Linked DNA regions of Homo sapiens: region 2 is linked to region 1. Evidence: chromatin loops called from intact Hi-C (ENCODE). Cell type or tissue: heart left ventricle. All regions are shown on one strand.

The links. A loop is a pair of places that touch in the nucleus more often than their neighbours do. Peaks named below come from ENCODE experiments on the same cell type or tissue, not always from the same donor. Only the 100,000 strongest peaks of a DNase experiment are listed, where the experiment ranks them.
Region 2: a loop joins it to region 1, with 7 times the contacts of the local background. A loop is called at or near these places in 109 of 110 quality-filtered maps.

What each region holds. Positions count from the first base shown.
Region 1 is chr17:43,759,200-43,761,699 of GRCh38, forward strand. No RefSeq gene overlaps it. Among named protein-coding and RNA genes, the nearest start is that of SOST, 1.7 kb to the left of the region's middle. RefSeq lists a silencer at 1,242-1,536. In heart left ventricle, a CTCF peak has its summit at 1,370 (motif pointing left); a DNase peak (open chromatin) is centred at 1,362; H3K27me3 peaks cover 5 bases.
Region 2 is chr17:43,695,474-43,697,973 of GRCh38, forward strand. All of the region lies in intron 3 of LINC02594 (long intergenic non-protein coding RNA 2594), which reads left to right. Among named protein-coding and RNA genes, the nearest start is that of LINC02594, 32 kb to the left of the region's middle. In heart left ventricle, no CTCF peak of the experiment used is centred here; a DNase peak (open chromatin) is centred at 1,288; H3K27ac peaks cover 960 bases.

The sequences.
Region 1 (2,500 bases):
TATTCCATTTCTCAGGCCAAGTTCATTTGTCACCCCACCAACAAATGGCCCAAGGCGTTTCTGTTTGACCCCCATAGACCCAGCCAGAGGCAAAAAGATGCTTTTAAAGAAATCCCATTGGTCCCAACTCCACAAGTCTCAGCATTCATTGTCCTAACCAAGAAAGCCTCTCTTGGTATTCTCTGGAAGGCAAGAGAGAGAACTAGAGGGTCAGAGCAAGGGTGCCCGCTTGGGAGAGAGGGCAGGATTCTGGTTACAAATCGAGGATGCGCTGGTCACTCAGGCTCCTGTGGTGGACAGCACAGAGGAAATCCCAGCTCATGCTCCTCAGGGATCCTGTGCACTGTGACAGGCACTTCTGAGCCAGGGCACTCACTGTGGCTCGCAGGGTGATGTGCTGAAGACAGTCATTTCCCCAACCAGTCTGTGTGTGTGAGAAGACAACACCAAATTCCTTTCCTTAGCAAAAGCCACAGCCAGCGTTTTTAGTGCTGACATTTTATTTTCTTGTCTTCCAGCTGGTTACATTTTTCAAAAACAGTTTTGAGTCCTGTATGGAAAGCTTCATTGGTGCACACCACAGGATGTGTTCCATGAAGCCATCCCAGGACCAAGTGGTCACAAAGAAGCTAAGAGAAAATGCTGCCTTGGCCCTGCATATAATGAGCCACACAGGGCCGGGGCGGGGGGCGGGGGGGCAGGTAGAGGCGTGGGGGAGAAGGATTCACACCTGAGGTGCAAGAAGAGAAAGGAAGGCCAGAGGAATCTTTCATTGAAGACAGATTGTTTGAGGACAAGCAGCTCCTGTGAAGAGGCTGCCCAGATCCTCTGGTATTTTAACTGGGCAATGAATCAGCATGCCCCACCTGCAGAGCCTCTGCAAGTCCTTTGCCACCTGCCTCAACTTGCAAGTCGCTGTGTCCATCTGCAGCCGACTGTCCTCCTTTCCATCATCCATCATCCGACACATGAATGCAGCTGCTCTGACAGTTTTACAAGCCAGACAGAAGCCCCCTCAGGAAGGGCCCTCTCTGATACCTGCTTCCTAAGTCAGTTTCCTTCAGGGCAGATGAAAACAGCTGTGGCCATTGTTGGGGGTGATCTATCTCTCCCAGCAGAGCCGGTAGTGTTGTGAGAAGCTGGCCCTCCGCGCCACCTCCCCTTGTCTATGACCCTCCAGCCTCCTTTTCCCTTGCTCTGGAATGTGGACTGTTAACCCTCTCATGACCAGACGACTGCCTTCTTGCAATGGACTTGGGAGAGAGCAGTTCTGATGCCTGGGTTCCTTGAGCAGGTAGGATGGATGCTTATAGCCCCACCTGCTGTTGGGAGCGGCTGGACCGTCTGCATTAAACAGAGGCAGTGGGATTCATCCCTGGAACGCGTCTGCCACCTGCTGGAGACAAAAGGAGGGGTGACTGCAGGATGGCAAGTCTCAGGACTGGACGTGATTTCCTTTCCTTTCCTTTCCTTATTTGGAAGTGAAGTAATATTAAAAGGAAAAAGAAGAATCCAGTGGACTTGAACCTCTAAATGATCCACACCCCTCTGAATGGCTCAGCGAGAACCTGCTGTGACATCTTCTGCTGTTTCATTTAATGTTAAGTCATTGACAGCTGTTTATTTTTACTCAGTCCACAAACTTGTCATTGTTCACAGTACTCCCTGGAATTAAACCCCCAGGGTTTTAGCTGATTCCTATTGTGAGTAGTTTAGGTTATTTCCAATTTTTTTTCCTATTTCCAGCAGGGTTGCTATGAACATCCTTGTACGGCTGAAATTTTTTTTTTTTTCTTTTTTTGGCAGATTCTCTCTGTGGCCCAGGCTGCAGTGCAGTGGCACAATCTTGGCTCACTGCAACCTCCACCTCCTGGGTTCAAGCAATTCTCCTGCCTCAGCCTCCCGAGTAGCTGGGATTACAGGAATGCACCACCACGCCCGGCCAATTTTGTATTTTTAGTAGAGACGGGGGTTTCTCCATGTTACTCAGGCTGGTCTCGAACTTCTGACCTCGGGTGATCTGCCCAACTCGGCCTCCCAAGGTGCTGGGGATTAGAGGCATGAGCCACAATGCCCGGCCTCAGAGTAATTTTTTAAATTAAAATTTTAAAATGTGGATATAATTATAAATTTAAATATACTTATAAGAAATAAAAGCCTGGGCAACATGGTGAGGCCTAGTCTCTACAAAAAATTTAAAAATTAGCTGGGCATGGGGTCGCACGCCTGTGGTCTTAGCTACTTGGGAGGCTGAGGTGGGAGGTTCACTTGAGGTTGAGGTCGAGGCTGCAGTGAGCCATACTTGGGCCACTGCACTCCAGCCTGGATGACAGAGTGAGACCCCGTCTCAAAAAATAAAAATAAAAAAAAGAAAATGCAGACTCCGTGTATCCTTTATCCAGTTTCCCACAACAATAACACCTTGCGAAACTATAGGACAATATCACAACTAGGATATTGATATTGACACAATTTACCAATCTTACCCACATCTCCCGTG
Region 2 (2,500 bases), 64 kb before region 1:
ACTCTGTTGCCCAGGCTGGAGTGCAGTGGCACAATCTCGGCTCACTGCAACCTCCACCTCCCGGGTTCAAGCGATTCTCCTGCCTCAGCATCCCTGATAGCTGGGACTACAGGCTCCCACCACCACGCCCAGCTAATTTTTATATTTTGAGTAGAGACAGGGTTTCACCATGTTGGCCAGGCTGGTCTCAACCTGCCTGGCCTCCCAGAGTGCTGAGATTACAGGTGTGAGCCACCACGCCAGTCTACTGCCATTGTCCATGATTTTTCCTACAGGGAAAATCACAATCCCAGAAGATAAGACAAAGAACAGTAAAAGGTGGCTTTTGAGGCAGTGAGTTCTACCTGAAGGTGGGAACAGCCCAGAGTGTCTGGGGACAGAGTGGTAAATTCTAATCAAGCCTTCCCATGGCTTTGTGGATGAGGATGAGTTTCTACCCTGAAGCTCGGCCTGTTCAGCCATAAAATCAGGATAATGGTGGCTGTGCCTCCTTAGAGTAGAATGAGAATCAGAGCAGAACAAGGGAAAGCTGCAGTGACTTGTCAGGTGTCAACCTTCAGCATGATGGGAGAGCCATGGGACCCTTCCCCTTTCCCTAAGAGAGCCAGCCCTCACAGCAGGCCTGGGATCCAATGCCCAGCACCCAGCTGGGAGCCCAGGGACCTTGGCCAAAATCTGGTTCTGCTTCAACTTGGTGCCCGGCCTTTGTCAAGTCACTTCCTCATTTGCAAACTGGGAGAGTTTGGATGAAACTATTGAATGAAATTATTTTGGGGGTTTCTTTCTGGCTCTCACAGTCCTCGCATGCTCACCATGTTCCCTTCAATTTCATTAGCACAGCCCAACAAAGGGTTAAGCAGTGGCAGTTCCTCTCGTTCTTTGGTTAGGACAGGAAGGTCAGGGGTGAGGCCAATACAAGAGGTAGCCGCCACAGCTGATGCTGGAAATGACAATAGTTCTTTCCTAGACTCATATTTGTCCCCTCTCCCTGAAGCTTTGCCTGCAGTGCCCTTGTAAAGAAGTTGGCAAGAAGCAGGAGTGAGGCTCAGCCCCTCTCTGAAATGGATACGCCGGTTGCTCCCCCTCATGGCTGGTCTCATTTGCCTTCTTCATTTTTAGACACATTCCAAACTTTTCAGCAAATTATAGTGTTTGCCAACTGGCCGTCTGGGGCCCAGGAGAGATGCTATTTATAGCGATGCTGGGATGCTGCCATCCCAGAGCAGCCTGGTAAGAAACGGAGCCAGAGTGCCTGGGAGTGGCGTCCTGCACCCTGGGGAGAGGCCAGGGCCCTGGAGCAGGGTGGCAAAGCTGGTGGCCCGTGGCAAGGACCACTGGCACATCCCCTGCCTGCCTGGGCCCTGGGGTCTGTGCCCATACCCCACACGGGGGGCTGCTTCCGTGCTCCTTGGAGAGACGATGGTGCTGTGGGGCCACTGAGCACAGTAAAGGCTAAGACCCACCATAGGTCAGCCCTTGCTCATGCTGACTGTTGCCCCATTTCCCTTCATTCTCTCACTCGTTCATTCCTCAGAATCTGCATCCTGGTTTTGTCACTACCTGGAGTTGTAAAGATACCACCAAGCTCACCTTGTGGTGTGAGCCTTGATTTTCCCCATCTGTGTAAAGGGTGGATCTGAGCTCCAAAGTTCCTTCTAGTCATATGCAGAGTGCATAATAAATGTGTTTGTATTCCCACTGTGCTCAGTGGGCACTGGGGCATGCAGAAGAGAAATTGGAATAAATGTGACCCTTGTCCTCCAGAGGCTCAGTACCAGACTGGAACCAGGACCCAGATGAGGGGCCTACCCAGAGAGGGCAGCGTGCTCTCCTATTTGTGTTAGGCGTTACCATTTACAAAGGGCTTTACGGCTTTGAAGGTCCCCACAACGCCCTGAGGAGGTGAAGTGTGGCAATGCCCGTTCACTTGGGAAAATACTGCATCTCAGAGAGACCAAGGGACTCGCTTAAGGTCACACAGATACAGTAAGTAAGTAGGGAAAGAGCTGGGGCCTCTGGGCTCCTTTTCCGGGGCTCTGGCCTCGGTTTTAACCCGTTCTCCTAGACCTCTCAGTCTCTGGGCCTCCCCTCTGTGTTCCCCACCCCCACTTTCCATCAAGAGCTCAGTTCTCTTAAGTTCTATATTCTCTCTTCCCCACCCCTAGAAATCTCTGCCCGCTTCCAGAAAAGGCTTTGATTCCGTCATTTTTGGCATTTCCCACCCAGGAATCAAGGCTGCCTCCTCTGTGAGGAAGGCGTGTGGAAGGCGAGCAGCTGAGGACACCTCTTTTTAAGAGAAGCTTCTCCATGTTCTTAGCCAGGTTATATAACTTCTTTTGCTTCTTTCTTTTCCACATTCTACATATTTTTCACAATGAGGATGTGTCACTTCTATAGTTAAAAATGGAAATCTTCATTTAAAAGAACAATCAGACACAAGGCAAGGTATGCTTACCTTCCCAATGACCAAGGAGCAGGGAGACATTGGTCGTGGAGGCCA